Regions from separate parts of the Homo sapiens genome. Here region 2 is linked to region 1. Evidence: read pairs that join two places in POLR2A ChIA-PET (ENCODE). Cell type or tissue: GM12878. All regions are shown on one strand.

The links. ChIA-PET counts read pairs that join two places held together with the same protein. Peaks named below come from ENCODE experiments on the same cell type or tissue, not always from the same donor. Only the 100,000 strongest peaks of a DNase experiment are listed, where the experiment ranks them.
Region 2: POLR2A ChIA-PET joins it to region 1 with 8 read pairs; 2 of 35 experiments call an interaction of 5 or more read pairs at or near these places.

What each region holds. Positions count from the first base shown.
Region 1 is chr5:78,908,608-78,913,607 of GRCh38, reverse strand. The region is part of intron 4 of ARSB (arylsulfatase B); the gene reads left to right. Among named protein-coding and RNA genes, the nearest start is that of ARSB, 74 kb to the left of the region's middle. In GM12878, no CTCF peak of the experiment used is centred here; no DNase peak of the experiment used is centred here; H3K27ac peaks cover 1,240 bases.
Region 2 is chr5:78,471,088-78,476,087 of GRCh38, reverse strand. SCAMP1 (secretory carrier membrane protein 1) reads right to left here. Exons shown (of 9, transcript NM_004866.6): 9 at 1-584. The coding sequence ends at 420. Among named protein-coding and RNA genes, the nearest start is that of SCAMP1, 110 kb to the right of the region's middle. In GM12878, a CTCF peak has its summit at 3,418 (motif pointing left); no DNase peak of the experiment used is centred here.

The sequences.
Region 1 (5,000 bases):
TCACTTTTGTAAAATAAAATGATAGGAGCCACATTTGTGTTTAATTATAGCATGAGAAACCTGAGAATCAAAAGAAATAAGTAAGTTCCATCACACAACAGGATAGGAAAAATAGAAAGTCTACCTCACACTGCTGCATTTGTCTGTAACTTGGCCTACTTTATGAAACTCAAAAGCGAATTAAGCCGGGCGCGGTGGCTCACGCCTGTAATCCCAAGCACTTTGAGAGGCTGAGGCGGGCGGATCACGAGGTCAGGAGATCGAGACCATCCTGGCTAACACGGTGAAACCCCGTCTCTACTAAAAACACAAAAAATTAGCCGGGCGAGGTGGCGGGCGCCTGTAGTCCCAGCTACTTGGGAGGCTGAGGCAGGAGAATGGCGTGAACCTGGGAGGCGGAGCCTGCAGTGAGCGGAGATCGCGCCACTGCACTCCAGCCTGGGCGACAGCGAGACTCTGTCTCAACAAAAGAAAAAAAAAAAAAAAGCGAATTAAAACTACATTTTAAAAGCCTGGTTCTCATCACAGTTTTTGGCTGTTAGGGATAGGACTGGTGCAGGCAACATTGCTCCAGCTGACCAGGAAATGGTCTTCCAGAATCCCTCTGATTTAATGAGCCCTATCTCCTAGCTCTGCGTGGGTTTTGAGTAACCATGAAAAAAAGCTTTTAAGTGATCAAAATGATATATTGATTCTTTCTTTCTAATGCCTTGAATATTCTTTCAGCAAAGCTGCTTTAAAAATAATTTCTGATTTTCTATTTGGTTTTTATCAAGACATGGAAATGGATAGAGGTATTGTGAATTGATCCCAAGAGGAAGAAATTCCTGTAAAATGTAGATGCGTTGGTCACATGGGGGAGAAGCTCCTGTCTGACCTCTATTTCATATTATGAGCTCAAAACATGCTTTCTCATGGGCCATGTGACATCATGTTTGGTTGAGCAAAATGTTAATGTTGCAGTGATTGGGATCAGTGCTGTGCTTCCTGACCCACCTGCTGCATTGGTAAACCTGAAACCACCGCAGCAAATATGTTTATTTGCTTTTCCCTGAAATGTGCTGTTCCTTTTTACCTCCTACAGATAAAACTGACAGGCCCTTTTCCTGCTAGCCAAAAACAGTGAGGAGAACCAGGTGGAAGACACAGCTTTTAAAATGTAGTTTTAATTCACTTTGAGTCCCATAAAGTAGGCTGAGTTACAGACGAGCTGTGGGCTTCACCAAATCACTCCATGACCTCACTTTCCTTCTGGCAAACCTCTCCCAGTGCAATATGTTGATATCGTTGATGGAGTATGAGAAACAGCTTGCTGGAGAAGAGCCTGCCTGTGATCTCTTAAGGTTGCCAGACAACATCACTGTAGGCCATCTTCTCTCTTTTTCCTTATGCTTCAATTTCCCATGGCTTTTGTGTACTACAATAACGTCAGTAACCAACCTCACTGGAACCACTTGGCTTGTAGATAGTGAAAGCTCTGTTTACATTAGAGGTAGTTTCAGAATTGATGAAAGCCTGTGTTGACTTCTTAGTTTCTTATAGTGGATATTTTGATTGAAAACACTGGAATCTCCAATGTGATAATTGACCTTACTGTTGTGTACTGAGATCTCTATTTTAGATTCTCCCCAAATACCACCTTTTTTCTATTTTTAAAATTATTATTGCAAATTCAGTCAAATAATATGGTAGACAGAAATTTGGATGGGCTTCAGGAAAAGAGGTTTAATAGTGGATTTGCCCCTAACTAGCTGTACAGCCTCTTGCATATCATTTAATCTATCTTGACCTCATTGTCTTTGTATTGAGATTCTGTGGTCCAGTCATGGGAATTAAAATCACCATCCATAGAAAGCTGTGTCTCTCGTCTCTTTGTGATTCAACACTTCATCTTTTCTGCAGAGTAGAACACCTTGTAGGCAGGTTCATAATCTTCTCTGTACTTGGAAATCACCCGGAAAGCCCCCTTTCAAGTTTCTAATTGCCCAAGTTATTCTTTTTTTTTTTTTTTTTTTTTTTTTTTTTTTTTTTTTTTAGAGGGAGTCTCACTCTGTTCCCCAGGCTGGAGTGCAGTTGTGCGATCTGAGCTCACTGCAACCTCCGCCTCCTGGTTTCAAGCGATTCTAGTGCCTCAGCCTCCTGAGTAGCTGGAATTACAGGCGTGCACCACCACACCCGGCTAATTTTTGTATTTTTAGTAGAGACGGGGTTTCACCATGTTGGCCAGGCTGGTCTCAAACTCCTGACCTCAGATGATCCATCTGCGTTGGCCTCCCAAAGTGTGCCCAAGTAATTCTATAATGTAGCCAGGATGAGAACCACTGGTATCAGGTCTAGACCCAGGGACTCATTATTATAAAACATTCCCCTTTGACATACCTTTTCATCCTTGAGTCAGGACAATTTTACCTTTCAGAAAGTAGCTACAGTCCTTTTATAATTTACTCCTCACCAAAGGTAAAATACATCCATTTTCTCTGTGTGTGACTTCTGACTATTCTGCACTGATTCAATACCCCTTCGTTTTTTGCTTATTTTTTCATTCTCACCATTCAACCACACTTGACACTTGAATCACTTTTGTTGATTTAAAAGAACAACAACAACAAAAATACAGAGTAAGATCACTTGACTTTATTGTATTAGCCATTAAATCTCTTTCTGGAGCAATAGTTCTCTAAGTATGGTCCCAGGAGCAGCAATATCACTATCACCTGGAAACTTGTTAGAAAGGCAAATTCTCAGGCCCCTTTCTGGACCAGAAGCTCTGGAGATGGTTCCCAGCAGTCTGTTTTCACAAGACTTCTAGGTGATTCGACACACTATTGCTTGAGAGCTGTTCTAGAGAGATTTTATATTTTCAGATAGTTGGATTTTTAAAAATTTTTTTAGTGTGCTCAGATATTTTTGAAGTAATCGTTGTCTGAACTTACTTGGTCTAGAAATAGAAGAGATGTTCTATTTCTAAAGGGGATATTTCCCAATCCTACCCATCTTTTTATCCTTTAGAAGTTTTCATCTTCTTTTCTGCTTTTAGAAGACCTATCCATATCTCTCTTATTTTTACACTGAAAATTTAGTCTTACATTCTATTATCATGGAAACTTTAATAATCAATGCTATTTCAATGATGTATTATGATGTGATGTAACAATAGATGGGGCAGTGACTAATACAACATTAATTTCTACTTCTTCATTTGTTTATTTTTATTGGACCTTCAGATGACATTCTTCTTACTTTATGAAGGGGGCCAGCCCCTCCACACCTGTGGGTATTTCTCATCGGGTGGGACGAGAGACTGAGAAAAGAAATAAGACACAGAGACAAAGTATAGAGAAAGAACAGCGGGCCCAGGAGACCGGTGCTTAGCATACAGAGGACCTGCACCGGCACCGGTCCCCGGGTTTCCTCAGTATTTATTGATTACTATTTTCACTATCTCAGCAAGAGGAATGCGGCAGGAGAACAGGGTGATAGTGGGGAGAAGGTCAGCAAGAAAACATGTGAGCAAAGGAATCTGTGTCACAAATAAGTTCAAGGGAAGGTACTATGCCTGGATGTGCATGTAGGCCACATTTATGCTTCTCTCCACCCAAACATCTCAGTGGAGTAAAGAGTAGCAGAGCAGCATTGCTGCCAACATGTCTCGCCTCCCGCCACAGGGCGGCTTTTCTCCTATCTCAGAATTGAACAAATGTACAATCGGGTTTTATACCGAGACATTCAGTTCCCAGGGGCAGGCAGGAGACAGTGGCCTTCCTCTATCTCAACTGCAAGAGGCCTTCCTCTTTTGCTAATCCTCCTCAGCACAGACCCTTCACGGGTCTCGGGCTGGGGGGATGGTCAGGTCTTTCCCATCCCACAAGGCCATATTTCAGACTATCACATGGGGAGAAACCTTGGATAATACCCAGTTTTCCTGGGCAGAGGTCCCTGTGGCTTTCTGCAGTGCATTGTGCCCCTGGTTTATCGAGAATGGAGAATGGCGATGACTTTTACCAAACATACTGCCTGTAAACATTTTGTTAACAAGGCACATCCCACACAGCCCTAGATCCCTTAAACCTTGATTCCATACAACACATGTTTCTGTGAGCTCAAGGTTGGGGCAAAGTTACAGATTAACAGCATCTCAGGGCAAAGCAATTGTTCAGGGTACAGATCAAAATGGAGTTTCTTATGTCTTTCCCTTTCTACATAGAGACAGTAATGGTCTGATCTCTCTCTCTTTTCCCTACAACTTAAGAACACAGACACAGATTATTTTTTAAAGTTATTCTTAAACATGTGGAATTACTTTATAATAAACCCAAAAGTTGCTGTTGTTAGAGGGAAATTTTTACTAAGTCAAGTACTCTCTGGAAAAAAAAATGTGTGAGCATAAGCTAATATCATAAATGAAATGATGAAGAAGAGGATAAGGGCACATGGTCCTAAGTGAGGAAACTTTGACCCAGAAACCTTTTGCAGTGACAGAAGTAGACCAAGAGTCCAAGTCTCCATGCTTCCAATTCAGTATTCCTTGCATGAAATGTCACTGCCTTTCGAGACTATACCGTTTACCTAATTGGTTGGATCTTTGTCAAGAGCTTGATCCAAGTGGAGTTTCTTTGTTTAATATATAAAGCATTTGCAAGTCCTTTCAAGGGCAGCACATAGTTTTATTTAACTCCCTCAAGCCCTCTCACCTCTGTCAAGTTGCACCAGGAAATTCAAGGTCTAGCCAAAGGCCCCCAATGAGTTAAAAACCCAACCATCCTGCAGAGTAGAAGAAATTAATGTCAAAACCAGATGTTCCTCTGTGGGCCTTGCTGGATTCATAAGTCAGGATAAAGCCAGCGTGGATGCATGCATGTCAAAAAAAAAAAAAAAAGTCTTGGCCAGTGTTGTAGAGAAATGAAGTGTTGTTTCATCTGCAGTTCCTCTCCAGTCCTTGCTGGTTGGGAGCACTGGCTCCCGGGAGACTGGTGGCCCTGACACTCAAGCCATTAACTGAG
Region 2 (5,000 bases), 440 kb after region 1:
AATATAAATAGGGAAAAAGGAATGAAACATGGTTTACTTTTCCAATGTGCAATCCTTATCTCTAAAGATTCTTGAAAGAACTACTGCAGTTAGTATTAAATGCGTTTTTAATCATAAGTACCATTATTAATTTTCAGTGGGTCACCACTGAAATAATTCACTGAATGTCATCCCCCAAAAATATGGAGAATATTTATTTAGCATGTAATATTTTTTCTGCAAGGGGCACTGAAATATTAAGAAACTATTAGGTAAAGTAATAAGACAAGGAAGTTTTCCTGGTTTTAGCCCATGCACAAGTGAACAGGAAATATCCATGCTGTCTGTACTGTGTGTTTTGAACATAAAAATATTTGTAGAATACAGTAACTGGAGAAAAAGGTACAGTCAAAAGGTAACAGTGTATTGTTTGAAGATTCTTAAATCTGGTTACCCTTGAAAGCATTCTGAGCTGCACTAGATGCTGCAGTTGAAGCTGCATTTGCAGCTGCGGTCTGGACAGTTTTGTTGGACATCACACCTGTTGCAAACTCCTGTTGGGCCTTCTCAAAACTAGCACCTGTTGTGCGATATAGTCCATGTACCTACAGAGGCACAAAAAAGTGGGAGAAGGTAAGTAGCAACCTACGCATTCATTTCCAGCAGCTCTTAATCTCAACATTAATCAAACATAAAAATACTAGATTGTAGTCATGATTCCTAAGATCAAGAATATTAGCCACCAAACTGACACACAATAATTGTATTTAAACATTTTCTTAATATAGGTTTTCCTTTTCTTCTCCAAGCAGAAGAGATAATTATGCTAATTTAAACCAAAAATAAAGAACTTCTTAGCCAACTTCAAAAAGTTGTATTTTCCTCTGCACCCAATTAGTCAAGTGAAATTATTACAGCATTACAATGAAATGGTTTAAACATAATAACAAGAAACAATACATTAATTTATTACCCCAGACTATTCAGAGAGAACAGTACCTTATCTATTTCCATTTTATCTACATATACACCACAGGCCCTGTTATAATCAAATGAGATCATTTTATCATTTAATGTACCAAGCACTACTTATGTCCTTCAACATATTGCCGCTATGCACTCTGTATACAATTTAACTTTTTGTGTATGGTCAAGTCCTAAAGAATGCACAAAGAAACACTTCTGGGAATTGTTTCTCCATACTGATTAATCACTCAAATCTTGGAATTTATTTTCAGGAGTAGGGTTCAAAAATTTTCTATCAGTATATGTCTTAAAACCTGCATAATTAAACTATGAGTCCATCAATACATAACATCAGCCACTTATTTTAACACAAATTTGAAGAAGGAAATAACAAACATTTATTAATTATATGCCCACAAACTTCGCAGAGTGGGGACAGAAAGATACTGGTAATTACACTGCACTGTGACTGGATCTAAATTAGAAGCTTGACTGGAATGCAATCAAAGCAGGCTTAGGGAAGGGCCAATGCATCCAAGTCAGTATTTTTTCCAAACCTGGATAGGAACTGGTAACTGTGAGGTAAGAAAAAGAATGAGTCAAAGATTCTCAAAGCAAGCTTGCATTTGGGAAAGTAGTTTCAAGAAGACAGAGAAAAGAGAGGATAGGCTGGTTTGGGGAGAAGGCAGATGATAAGTTCTAAACATTTGTTCATTCATTCCAACTCTACTGACAACCTACTCTAGGCCTGCCACAGCAGGCAGGTAAAGGTTTGGTTCAAAGCTTGGGAGAGGAATGGGCTAAAGACATGGACTTGGAAACCAACGGCATATGTTATGGACTGAATGTTTGTGTTCCCCCCAAAATTCTTATGTTAAAATCCCAACCACCAATATGATGGTATTAGCAGGCAGGCCTTTTCGGGGGTGATTTTGCCATGAAGGTGAAGCTTGCATTAATGGAATAAATGCCCTTATAAAAGAGACCCCCAAGGCCCAGTGTGGTGGCACACACCTATGGTCCCAGCCTTCCACTCCAACCTGGGCAATATACGTCTCCAAAAAGAACTTTTTTTTTTTTTTAAAGAGACTCCAGAGATCTCTCTGACAACCTTCCATCACAAAAGGACACAGAAACTGTCTATGAACCAGGAAGTTGGCCCCCCTGAGATACTGAATTTGTCAGTGTCTTTCTTATCTTGGACTTCTCAGCCTCTAGAACTATGAGAAATCATTATCTGTTGTTTAAGCTACCCAATCTATGGTATTTTTGTTATAGCAGCCCAAAGGGACTAAAACAACATATAAATGATAGCTGAAACCTTGGCATTTATGAAACTGTCTATGGAGAACCCAGAGTAGAAAGAGAATAAAATCAAGTATATAACCTAATTAATGCAGAAACAGAAAACCAAATATCACATGTTCTCACTTTTAAGTGGGAGCTAAACATTGGGTATACATGGACATAAAGATGGCAACGATAGATATTGGGGACTTAAAAGATAGGGGAAGGTGGGAGGGGGAGAAGAGTTGAAAAACTACCAATTGGGTACTATGCTCACTACCTGGATGACAGGCTCAACTGTCCCCCAAACCTCAGTATCACATAATATACCCTTGTAACAAACCTGCACATGTATCCCCTGAATCTAAAATAAAACTTGAAATTGTTTTAAAAAGACACTATTTAAGAGGCATCCACAAGAAGAAAGAATGACTGGGAGAGGAAAGGGAAGAACCAGATACAGATACTTCTCACTGATGCCAAGAGAAGAAAGCATGTTAACACATGAAAAGCTGTCAGAAAAACTATCAAGAAAGCAAGTTAATGCATGAAAATCTATCACGGTACAAGACAAAAATAACCCACACAGCCCTGAGTGCTTCTGATACAGTGGTAAAAGCAAACGCCATATTACTACAGATCAAAGTGTCAAATGGTCAGGAAGAAAAAGAGCACTGACAAATACATATACTGGTAAATCCAAAGATTCCTTTCCCCTAGTACCTTAGCACTATCATTAAGTATAAAAGTAATTATTTTTATTCCCTTTTAAAACCAAGTTTTCTATGGAAAATTAAAGATATAGATAAATCACTACTCCTATGTTCCAGACACTTATCTCAAAGTGAGTACAAATGACTGGATCCTAGAAAATGAAGTGTATTATAGAAATCTTATCAACCTTCTTTACTTACTAGACCAAACCAGAGCAATGCAATTGGATTCACTTGTCTGTCTCTTCCCCTCTTCCCCCAAGTTTGTGAGCATGTAATAAATAAATGTTAATTCTTATTTGCTTTATTATTTCCTTTTTCAAACTTGCACTAAATTGAGCAGCTGATACTATGTGTTCATGGGCTTCACAGTTTACTAAAATGTAATTCACAGTCCCACAGAACACAGAAGCAAAATAAAGGTAGGAATAGCCACATTTCTCAATAGTTTGTATCTATATAGACCCAGAGAGCCACCTAGAGGGAAAAGACCACATATATATACAGTGCATAATGCTAAATACTGTATTAAATCCATTATATCCATGTGAAAAAGGGTGGATTCTTGATTTCAGGGCCCCATGAAAGATGACAGGCTAATCATCAGGATGAACATCTTTAAAAGCTTATTACTTCCCTCCAGGGTTTCAGATGGTATCTATTAATAATTCATACTGCTGATATCAGGGACAAGGTTTTGACACCAAGTACTATAATTTTTTTTAAAAAATTACACAACTTGGGGGTGGGGGGCAAGGGGAGGCATAGCGTTAGGAGAAATACCTAATGTAGATAATGGGTTGATGGGTGCAGCAAACCACCATGGCACATGTATACCCATAACAAACCTGCATGTTCTGCACATGTATCCCAGAACATAAAGTATCAAAAAGAAAAAATATTTCAATTTTGATAAAATCTAATTTATCTTTAAAAAAATGCACCAGTTGATGGTTGCTTAAATGGAGCACAATTATCACCAAGTTGCACAGCCTTTTTATCTGTACTGTCACTTTAGAAAATCTCACTGTGTATGTGACCTGAATGCATATTACCTAGTGGAAAATTCCATAAATGCAGAATAGCCTAGAGAATTCAAAAAAAAAATTAAACAACTTAAATACTATCTTTTCTACTTATGAGAACTGCATTACTCCTAAAATAATATTTAGTTCTAGGAAAATCACAGAAAAGGCATTAAATTTGGTATATACTAATTCCACTACTTTCTAGCTGGCTGGCCACCACTCAAAACTTCAAGTCTGCTTCCCATAAAAAAAGAATATTTGTTACACTATCTGCTCCTCTGAGTTTTCCTAAAGATCAAATCAGAATGTATATAAATGAGTTACACTAACATAAGTTAAATTAATTTTTAAGTATCTGCCGAAGTGTCACAGCCAAAATGTAGATGCGGCTCCATAAAGGAGTCCTGCCTCCTTAATGCAGCTTCAGAGACAATACATGCTGTGGTGGTATATGACACAGAAAAACTGTATCGTGTGGGAAGTAAAGAATAATGGCACTTTATTTAAATAACCCAAACATATGTCTTCATTAAAACATATAGAATACCATTTCAAGAAACTGTGCTTTTATTAAGATCCCTGTCATGCCAAAATTATTTCAACTTTTATAAAAGCTGGGAAAATAAAAACAAATGAGTTTTTTAAATATATTTTTTAAATTCTTGTTTTGAGTTTTTAAAAAAGTATGGACGTCTAAGCCTAATATTTTCAGTTTGAAATTTCTGGAAACCCTCTATGAACCCTCCTGCCCACAGATGGGTCAGATATCCCTTTTGTAACCCCTTGAATTGCCAGTCTAGTTTCACCATGTCGAAATCTCACGCACCCTTTAAGCACTATCTCAAATAATGCTCTGTCTGCCATTTTGTGCCTGAACTAGCTATGGCTTTCCCTATTGAGAGTACCGCCAATCCTTTGTACATTTTGGGGAGCATGTATGTACTTTTTCTTTTACAGGGTTTCTGTCCATTTTGTATTATATCCTACATGCTTTTACTTGCCTAAGGGCAAGAACTAATTCTACTCA